Regions from separate parts of the Mus musculus genome. Here region 1 is linked to region 2. Evidence: chromatin contacts called from ENCODE Hi-C or POLR2A ChIA-PET data. All regions are on one chromosome and are shown on one strand. Each heading gives the region's core, a stretch centred on a gene start or an enhancer-like site at or near the end of the contact. The rest is flanking DNA. Distances are from core to core; before and after follow the strand shown. Region 1 has its middle 13 kb from the start of B330016D10Rik. Region 2 holds the start of Epha2 (Eph receptor A2).

Region 1 (5,577 bases), core at 2,000-4,499, 260 kb after region 2:
AGCAGAATGCATCGAAGCAGATGCAAGCAGATGTGGATGAGTGAAGCCATGCAAGAAGGGCCACTAATTGGCTAAAAGAGTGTCCTAATGATCATGTGTCTTCACTCTTACAACTTCAGTGGCCAGTCAAAGGAGCTGGATTCCCATTTCTGTCCCTGGGTAGGTTATGTAAGTGGTGTTGGCTGTGTCTCTGTGTGTTTTATTCCATATGAAATAAGAGTCTTCTAAACCAATGTCTGGCAAACAGCAGTTACTCATTAAATATTCATTGGATTTTAGAAATGAATCCATTATCTGTGCTGCATAGGGTGCAGCCTGTAATGCCAGCAGCACCAGGAAGGTAAAACAGCCAGCCTGGGCCTGGGCTGGCGAGATGGCTCAGTAGGTAAGAGCACCCGACGGCTCTTCCGAAGGTCCGGAGTTCAAATCCCAGCAACCACATGGTGGCTCACAACCATCTGTAACAAGATCTGACGCCCTCTTCTGGAGTGTCTGAAGACAGCTACAGTGTACTTACATATAATAAATAAATAAATCTTAAAAAAACAAAAAAAAAAACAAAAAAAACAGCCAACCTGAGCTAGGTACAAAGTCTGAGGCTGGCAGTCTGGGTTATATAAGACGCTGCTTCAAAAACCAGGAAAAAAAAAAAAAAGAAAAAAATATGTATATTTATACAGATGCACAAAACACACACACATGTGGAGGACCATGAGTTTAAGACCATCCTTAGCTATAAAGTGAGTTTCAGGCTAGCCTGGGCTACTATGGCTAAAGAGATGGCTCAGCAGTTAAGGGCACTTATTGACCTTGCTGAAGACTCAAATTTGATTCCCAGCATCCACATGGCAGCTCACAAACCAAACTTTGTGTCATTCTAGTCCCAGGGTTTCTAATGCCTTCCTCTAGCCTCCACTGGTACCAGGTCTGCCTGCAGTGGGCAGATACACATTCAGGCAAAATATTCAGACACATAAAATAATGATCATTTTAAAAGGCTCTATCTCAAAGGAACAAATAATAAAAAAACAAACAAGCAAAGCAAACAAAAGCACTATACTGCAGCTGGGCGCGTTGGTGTACATCTGTAATCCAGTATGTGGGAGACTGTGCTGGCTGGTTTTATGTCAGCTTAGCACAAGCTAAAGTCATCAGAGAAGGAGGAGCCTCAGTTAAGAAAATGCCTCCATGGGCTGGTGAGATGGCTCAGTGGGTAAGAGCACCCGACTGCTCTTCTGAAGGTCAGGAGTTCAAATCCCAGCAACCACATGGTGGCTCACAACCATCCATAACGAGATCTGACTCTCTTTCTTCTGGAGTGTCTGAGGACAGCTACAGTGTACTTACATATAATAAATAAATAAATAAATCTTAAAAAAAAAAATGCCTCCATAAGATTAGGTTGCAGGTGTGCCTACAGGGGACATTCTTAATTAATGACCAGTGGGAGAGGGCCTAGACTATTATGTCTAGTGTTACCCCTGGCCTGGTGGTCCTGGTTCACTATAAGGAAGCAGGCTGAGCAAGCCACGATGAGCAAGCCAGTGAGCAGCATCCCTCCACAGCTCCCTGCATCAGCTCCTGCCTCCAGCTTTCTGCCCTGCTTAAGCTCCTTCCTGGCTTCCTCCAGTGATGGGCTATGATGTAGAATTGTAAGCCAAATAAGCCCTTTTCTTCCTGACTTGCTTTTGGTCATGGTGTTTCATCGTAGCAATAGAAACCCTAACTAAGACAGAGACAAGCAGGACAATCAAGAATTCAAGACCAGGGCTGGAGAGATGGCTCAGTGGTTAAAAGCACTGACTGCTGCTGAGTCAAATCCCAGCAACCACATGGTGATCTGATGCCATCTTCTAGGGTGTCTGAAGACAGCTACAATGTACTTACATATAAATAAATCTTTAAAAGGAAAAGAATTGAAGACCAGCCTTTATTCTCCAGTGAGTTTCAGGACAGTCTGGGCTACATGAGACCCTGTCTGCACAATAATGACTCCATGCGTTGTAATTATCTATTACATCACACAGTTGTTTTTATTTTTATCCTGTCAAATGAGATAAAGTCAACGCACACCTCTGCAATCCAGAGGTCAAATTCAGATCGTGAAGCTTAATTCATCCCAGTTCCCACAGTGGGAGAACTGAGTCCTGAGAGTTGGTTGCCCTCTGACCTTGCACACACCGTGGCATGTGCACACCGCCGCTCAAACGTGCACATACATGATAATGATTTTGTTAAAGGTGGACAACTGTTCCTAAAGAATGATGTCAAGGTCGTCCTCGGGCCTCCACTGCCTGTGCACACCCTCATATGGGGCGTTCACACATACAAGCACCACGGGCACGTATCGAAGAGAAAGAGAATGGTATATGGCCCTATGAAAAGAACTGTTAAAGGTCAAGAAGACACTTAAGTCAAGCAGGAGCGCATCAGAAATTAAGTCCCAGAGTACACGATACTGCCGGCACGGGGTGTTAACATGCTATATAACTTCTTTGTTTGTTTGCTTTTTTTTGGTTTGCTGTTGTGATATGGAGTTTCTCTATGTAGTACAGGCTGGCCCCAAACTCAAAGAGATCCTCCAGCTTCTCCCTCCCTAGTGCCGGGATTAAAGGCGAACGCCACCATGAGCTGCTCAGCAGTGAGTCTTTAAAAAAAGGAGAAAAGGTCAGAGTGATCCCTCACTTCCTCTTCTGACCTCTGTGGGTTCCCAGGTATGTCCACACACATGCACATGCACATTATACACATGCGCGTGCGCGCGCGCGCGCACACACACACACACACACACACACACACACACACACACACAGAGTCAGTGCATTCTCGTGTCCTTCATTGCTAAGCTGCTAAACTCTGCAGGCTGCTTCCTCATCTTCTGACACTTGGGTCCTGAGCGATCCTGCAAGGGGAGAATCGACTGAGGGCACCGTTTTCCCGTTCCCTCCTTTCAGCACCGGAGAATAAGACGTTATACAATTAGCCAAAATCACATGAGAGGGTTCGGGGGAACAGTTTAGGATTAAATTTAGGAACTGAGACATTAGGAACTCTTTGGGGTTCCCATATGTCTTCCTAAGTGTGGCAACGCGGGGATGCTTAATTAGACTACCTGCTGTTACCCAGCACCAGGCCTTTTAGGATTAATTAGGAACAAACGCCCAGTTCTCAGAAAACTGCAGAAGCCAATTGCAGGCTGAGGGAAGAGGTTTGCTGAGTAATGCTGACGGGTCTCCTTCCTGTAAAGCCAGAAGCCCGGTGCGTGTTCTAATTGGCCCCAGCAGATTTTTCTAGGCGATTGTGCAATGGTGAAGCCAAGCATTTAGCCCCTGGGGATCTCGGCTATTTACTGTGAAATTTCTCTCCACCACCTGATGTGAGAGTCTGCCTGTACTGGTTTCCTGTGGCCCAATTCTGGGTCACGTTGTAAGGCGGTGCCCACGTGATCTTAACCTACTTTGTCGTCGTCGTCCCCCCCCCCAACCCCCACCCCACCGTGCCTCAGCAAATAACAGCTGCGGCGACGCCCACAAAATATGGCTGCCCTCAGAGCAACCCCAGTTCACCTTGCTTTGTGCACAGGGCACCTTTCCATCTGAAGGGCCTCAGCGCCTTTGCAAGCTCTGATTATGCTCGACAAACACCTCACTGGGTCGGAGCGGCAAGCCCTGCCAGTCCCGTTTTCTGATTGGACATCTTGGAATGCATCTCTTCTGCCCTCAGAGGAAGGACAGACCTGGATCAGGAGCCTAGCTCCGCTCACTTGCTTACTGGTCGCCTTTGCGCCCGTGAGAACTACTGGACCCAGCGCTGTGCGTCCCCGGGACTCTGCAGACAAAAGTGTCTGTGGGCGCCTCTGAAAGCCCGGCCTGGCTTATGCCAGCCACTGCCTCGGCCTCTTTGCCTTTAGTCGGGCTAAATGGCTTTTGTGCTAGAATTCCCTTGTCAAAAAGAAAAAGGAAATCTTTGCATCTATACTAGCGTGGATGCATGTGCCGTCCTCACGGGCATTTCCAGCCCCTTTCTGACCTTTTCTTTTCCTTTCCCCTCCTCTCTCACCGCACTCCCTTTTGGTGCCATTCAGGGTGGACTTTGGACTCAGGCTGGCTAGTGCTGCCCCCTGGAGGTAGCAGGTGTACCTGCGGGAGGAAGAACCCAGGTAGCATAGAGGTCATTGTCCTAAAACTTTTGTTGTACTTTACGGTTTTGGTTTTGAGACGAGTTTTCAAGGGTGACCTGGAACTCCCTGTATAACCCAACAGTATCTCCAGCTAGCCTCAAACTTGAAGCAGACCACTGACCTCAAACCCTCAAAAGCTGGGATTTCAGGAACAAACCACCAATACCCAACCCCACTCTTTTCTGGTTTTGTCTTTTAAGATTTGTTATTTTATTTTATTTCATGTATGCATGCGCACCGCGTGCACGCCCAGGGCCCTCAAAGGCCAGAAGAAGTTGTCAAGAGCCCCTGAAACTGGAGTTACAGGTGTGAGCCTCCAGGTGGGTGAGAGGAACTGAACCCGGGTCCTCTCTGCAAGAGCAGCAGGTACTCCTAACCACTGAGCCGTCTCTCCAACCCTGCTTCTTTGTCTGTGTTTTGGTTTGTTAGTTTTTGTTTTTAATTAATTGATTTATTTTGAGACAGAATCTCTCTATAGAACCTTTGACTGTCCTAGAACTCACTCTGTAGAGCAGGCTGGCCTTGAACTCTTGAGAGCCTCCTGTCTCTGCATCTCAAGTGCAGGGATTATAGGCCTCTGTGCCACCATTGCCCAGCTGGGTTTTTTGTTTGTTTTGTTATTAAGAAAAAAAAATGTAGATACTGCCAGACTTGAAGACACACTCCTATAATGCTACCACAGCTGCTTGTGGCACCAGCTGCAGGAACTCCGATGCCATTTTCTGAACTCCAAGGGACAAGGGGGCCTGCACTCAGGTGCATATTCACCCAGATACATACATACATACATCTTTTGTTTTGTTTTGTTTTCCCAGGACAGGGTTTCTCTATGTAACAGCTCTGGGTGCACTGGAACGTGCTTTGTAGACCAGGCTGGCATTGAACTCAAAGATCCTCTTCTCTGTCCCTGCAATGCTGGGATTAAAGGTGTGCACCCCCCGACCCCAGCAATATATACTCATAATTTTAAACATGAATTCTCTCTCTCTCCCTTAGGCAGGGTCTCACTTTGTAGCTCTGGCTGGCCCAGAACTCACCAAGATCTGCTTGCCTCTGCTTGTATTTGATTGAGGTCGGGGGAGTCACCGTGGGGAGAGGTGGGTAGGGGAAGAGAAAGAGAGAAAGGCTCCCGCTCGATCAAGCACACACAGAGAAAGAAGAGGAGAGGAGAGAGGGGGACGCCAAAATGATGTCTGGATTATACAGGGAGGAGCCTCTGGGGAAAAGACAGCCCAGTCCCTGCCAGGGCTGGAAAATTCAAGGTTGGGGGCACAGTTGGCCAGGCAAAGACTGGGATGCTGGGAGAACCTGGAGGCCAGGTCTGCTTTGATATGTAAAATATGTACTTCAGTCCCTGTCACAGGGCCCAAAACCAACAGCTTTGAAAGTGTGTTCCT
Region 2 (5,157 bases), core at 733-3,232:
TTCAAGTACATACATCGGTGGCTCATCACTGTCTGCCTGTAACTCCAACTCCAGGGGATCCCATGCAGTCTTCTGGCCTCATAGGCACCCAACAAACACACACATACCAAGAAAAAAAAGTCAAAACAAAACAAAAGGAACTGACAGGAAATCAACACAAACCACAAGGTCCCCAGCCTAGCGTATCCAACAGAACACTTACCCATACCATGTGTACACTGCACACATGTTCCACTCATCTCGATACACGTGCACGTGCCTGTCCGCAGGACCTTGCTTGGCACACCACAGTCCCTGCCTCCCCAGATGTGATTTCCTCTTGTTGAACCGCATGTAACCGTAATAACAGCTGAGATTTGACTCGAGGGTCTGAGTCCCAGTCTGTGCGGTTTCCATGCGCGACCTTATTTGATCTTCACAGCGGGCTTTTTCCAAGTAGGTCCCTAGTGTCCCCAGGGAGCACGGGGAGGCTCAGAGGAGCAGACTGATTTGTCCAGACTTTGACTGCTGCCCCCTCCTCTGTGCTCCCCGCTGCTGAGAGGCCTGTGGCACACTCAGGTACACACAGGTCCTCTCACACTGGAGCACACACTTGCATACACATCAACACGTCCACGCTCGATATAACACACAAGTCGCTCACGGATTCCCATACACTAACCCTTATGACCCAGCTCAGATGCTCCGGTACTTCATCCAAACATGCTCACACATACATGTCCAGCCACTCTCCTTCTCAGAAGACATAGCCTTCTCTCCCATCATCCATCCCTGATCAAAGGCTTTAATTAACCCCAACACCTATAATTAACCCTTTCTCTCCCCCTCCAGGGGAAATGTCTGAACCCGTTTCTCAGAAACAGGCGCCAAGGCCAAGCTGGTGGGTAGGACCCCAGGAGGAGCACCTGGTACCAGAGTTGTATAATATGGGCCAGGATGACCAGGGACTGGGGAGTCACAGAGAGGAAGGCCAGGGACTAGGAGGTGGGCAGAAAGGTCCACGGAGAACCAAGCCTGCTACAGCTGTTCCCTTTCCACTGGCCAAATGGTAACAGAGCAACAGGCAGTTGTGGGTGACTGGACTGGCTGCCTGGTTCACTTCACATCCGTTTGTTTCACTGACTCTAGACGCCAAGAGAAGAGATGAACTCAGATTTGAGGAACCTTGGCAGAGGAAGGGTGGGTAGGAGGCAGACATCCCCAAGGTATCAAAACGTAATCTCATTCTGTCACCCAGGGATCAGGGGACAAGGGTGTTCTGTTGGAGTTCAGAGGCAGAGGTCAAGAGTTACCCATGAGGGTGTGTGCTGGGTCCCCAAATGGAAGTGGTTAAAGCAGGTCAGGGCCCAGCTTCAAGTCCTGTGACTTGTCTGTGACTGTTGAGTTGTGCAGCCTTTGGGTATCCTAGGGTACCTTGGAACCTTATCTTAAGCCCTCCACTCTAAAGTGAAGACACCTGCATGTCTGACATGTTCCCAGAGGCACTACTCTTGGTACACAGCTTAGAGGACCTTCCTGGGTGTGGCATATCTTCTGGGGGACTCAGGAGCAAGTGTGTATGTGTGTTTGTGTGTGTGTGTGTGTGTGTGTGTGTGTGTTATCAGGAGTTCTTGTTCTTGTTCTTTTTCTTTTTCTATTTTTTGGTTTTTTGAGGCCCTTTGCTACGGAAGCTTCTACTTCTCAGATTTACAATTCACATCTTGAAGCCCAAGGGCAAAAGGGGAGAGTAGGCACAAATTCATTCCACATATTTGGACACTAACCCTGGTGGCGCTTTGAAATGAGAAATCTCCTCAAGGTTTGCACACGAAGGCCCACGCACTGGCCCCCTCAATCCTCCCCAAATTCCTGACCTCCCCCCCAACCCCAACTTCCCTCTGGCTTCCCCGCCCTCTAGTCAGGGTGTCAGTCCGGCCCCTTTAAAGACATTCCTGAGGGCGTGGTTTCGGTGACGTCAGCGCAGGGCATGAATGAACAGGAGCGGGTTCTCACCCAACTTCCATTAAGGACTTGGAGCAGGAGGGTAGAAGTTGTCTCTGTCGGCGGGCGGGCAGGATTGGGGCACCGAGACCGGCGTGCGGACAGCAGGGATCGCGGGGAGCGAGGGGTGCGGCATGGAGCTCCGGGCAGTCGGTTTCTGCCTGGCGCTGCTGTGGGGTTGCGCGCTGGCGGCCGCGGCGGCACAGGGAAAGGAAGGTGAGTGTCTACGCGGTCGGTGGCCGCAGCCTAGCAGGGACTCCGGGACATGGGACCCCGGGCGCCCCAGCCTCCTCTCTGGGACGCACCTTTGGAAACTGACTTATGGCTGCTGGGTCTCAGTGCGCAAGGTTAGGCAGAGCGCGCGGGCTGCGGTCCGGAACGATCTTGGGGATCCATACCCTGAGATCCTAGGTTCTCTGGAACTAAGGGATCTCGGCTGGGGCGCGCAGGGCTCGGAGGCCGCGGGAAGGGGGACGCGGCGCCCGCCACGCGGTTTCAGCCCTGTGGCGGCTTCTGGAGCGGGACCCCCGCAGGGCGCTCTCGGTCCCTCAGAGGAAAGGACGCTCAGTAGGGTTTTCCCGGCGATCAGCCTCTTAGTAACCCGAGTTCACTTAACTCATCATCTGCCCCGATTTCTCGCGGAAGGCATTTGGATGCAGGCCCTGCTTTTTGGGGAGGGGTCCTCTCGGTGCCCTGCACCAAGCAAAAGAGTCTCTCTACGCCCCATCCGATTTTTCACTGGGGTCCTTTGGGCCAGCATTGGGAGCGCCTGGGGTCAGCCCCGGCCACTCACACCTTCCCTCCTTCCCAAGCTGCCCTCCCAGGTTCGGGAGACAGGTTAAGGGCTGGGAGCGAGTACAGGAAGTCCCAAAGTCAAGTGTTCTGAGCAAGGGGTGACTCAGAAGGAGGAAATGCGGCAGGTGGGGTTGCGGCTTCCCGCGGTGTGGAGCCGTCATCTCGGGGCCACGGGGAGCCCAGGCACCTGGAGGTGGGGGAGTGAATCACCTGCCCCCGCCCCAGCGTCTTGGAGCCACGCAAGGTGAGGGGGCCCGCACAGGTTGCCTTTGCTCAAGGCCGCAGCCGGGGGTGTGCTTGGGGGCGTTGTCCCTCAGCTAGGGTCTCCGAGAGGGTGGGAATTCCTGCCCTGCCCTTGGCCGAGGATCTTCCTGTCTACCCAGCCGGAGCTAGCTGGCTTCCGTTTCCCACAGCAAAAACTTTTCTCTGCTTTTGGGCATAGCAAGTCTTCTGCCGACTCCAGCTAGGGGTCGGGGGGTGAAGCGCAGAGGAACCCTTTGGGGTGAGAAGTTTCCTTATTCTTTTCGCCTTCCACGTTGGGAGGGTAAAAGGCCAGACTGGAGCTCTTGAAGGGTGGAGAGTTAGGGGTAAACGGGGTGTTAGATCCTGGCCCTGTCTCGAGGAAGGGCCAAAGTTGCTTTTGCCAAGGTGTGAACAGGGCAGGGATTCTGAGATCCTAACTCCCCTCCCTGATCCAGCTTGTGGCTCCCTCTTCCTGGGTACTGTGGTTGGGGAGCAGGGAAAGACAGCTGGGACTGCTAGAGGCCTTCCTGGGCTGCCACGGAGTTGAGGATTAGACGTCTGCTTGCTTTGCTGTGCGGGCTCCTGACCCCCGCCCCGGGGCTCCTGACCACCGCCCCGAGCCCCCACCAGGGAAGCCTCAAACAATCTTGTACTTGTGCCTCTGGGTGCATCTGTCAGCCTCGCCCCAGCCTTTGCGATTAATCCCGTTCTGCATGGGATCGAGGAGAAAAAAGGGTGCATATCGCTCGTGGTTGTGGAAAATTCTTGTCTAAGCTCCGCACTCCTCAGGAACACTGTGTCTGTGTGAGGGGTTGGGATGTGTGTGTTGGGAGTGGGGTCGTGACCTAGTTGGTTGCACTTCCCTAGGGGGAGTTGAGGACAGATATGATCCGTGTCCTCTCCAGCCTTGACACAGCTGTGCAGCCTCCTCTTCTGTTTTCTGCTGGGTTCCGAAAACCAGGGGAATCGGTTAGGTCCTCGACAGCTGCTGAACTTACCTCCTGCAGTGCCCTTGACTTTTTTCTTGTGTGTGTGTGTGTGTGTGTGTGTGTGTGTGTGTGTGTGTGTGTGTGTGTGTGTGTGTGTGAAAGCCAATGCACAAGTGTGGAGCTCAAACTTGCGGGAGGACTTGGTTCTCTCTCCTTCTACCATGTGAGTTCTGGGATGGAACTCACAAGTGACAGCAGACAAAGCGCCTTTACCTGCTGGCCCACCTCACTGCCCTGTCCTTCCTTACAGAGAGGGTGAGAGAGGCCCAATATTGGTCAGCCAGGGCCCTCTGCACAGAGGGTCTGCCCACACATCTAGCTGTTTCATCCAGCCAGAACTGCTTGTCACTGACTCTAGAGTCACTGGGATGGGTGGGAGTTAGAGTGGCAGGAGAAGGCTGGGTTTCTCAGTTCAGCAAGGGCCTTGTCCTCCTCCCTGTCCCTTGCTCGTTTGTATCCAGAGTCTCCGGTCTTCCCCCCCTTTTTAGGTGTAAGCTGATCTTGGCTAAAGAGGGATGAGGTTAGCAGGGAGGTGGCAAGGGGGGTATTGCATTATGGGAAAGCTTTAAAGTAATACAGCCCACAAGGGTGACATTATGGTGGCAGATTCCCTGCCCCCAGGATCTCTTAGAGGACGGAGAAGTTATGGGGTACCCCCATCTAACTCAGCCTTATGGTGAATCCCTGGGAGGGTCATGAAGGGGGCCTCCCAAGCTCCTTGCTTCCAGCAAATCGGAACCTTTGATTACCCAGGGCCTCTGTCACAGCAGAGGGTTGGCTGGGCTCTCCCCGTTCCTGATGGTTGGTTCTAGGGAATTTCCATGGGAGGGGGCTGTGACTGGTAACTCTAAGGGGTGTAGGAAGCCTTCTTTTCTACTCAGATAGTTCTAGATCCAGGTTTGGGCTGGTCCTCCTGTCAGGTTAACCCTTCAAAGCCCCTTCCCCAAGGGACGTAGCTTGAACTTTGCATACTACTTGTGTATATGGTGTGTGTATGTGTGTGTACTATGTGTTAGATTTACTAAACAGCGCCCTCCCCCCATCCTCCCACCCAGCTAGAGTCAGGAACCCCCAATACCATTCCTGCCAGCTTAGGCCCTCTCTGGGCATGTCTGAACAAATCCCAGCCGTTACCCACCGCACCTTCCAC

Evidence for each region. A loop is a pair of places that touch in the nucleus more often than their neighbours do. ChIA-PET counts read pairs that join two places held with the same protein, here RNA polymerase II (POLR2A).
Region 1: a map of v-Abl transformed pro-B cells shows a loop between it and region 2 (2.2-fold over the local background). The contact joins the enhancer-like site here to the promoter of Epha2 in region 2. A Hi-C loop is called at or near these places in 4 of 37 maps with a recorded cell type or tissue (ES-E14, mouse embryonic stem cell and v-Abl transformed pro-B cells). POLR2A ChIA-PET finds 5 or more read pairs at or near these places in 5 of 5 experiments (Patski and embryonic stem cell).

What each region holds. Positions count from the first base shown.
Region 1 is chr4:141,556,027-141,561,603 of GRCm38, forward strand. No RefSeq gene overlaps it. Among named protein-coding and RNA genes, the nearest start is that of B330016D10Rik, 13 kb to the left of the region's middle. Within about 2 kb of position 3,250, at least 1 of the 3 ENCODE cell types and tissues checked has a DNase peak (open chromatin) inside an H3K27ac peak, as active enhancers do.
Region 2 is chr4:141,299,239-141,304,395 of GRCm38, forward strand. Epha2 (Eph receptor A2) reads left to right here and starts at 1,983. Exons shown (of 17, transcript NM_010139.3): 1 at 1,983-2,196. The coding sequence starts at 2,115.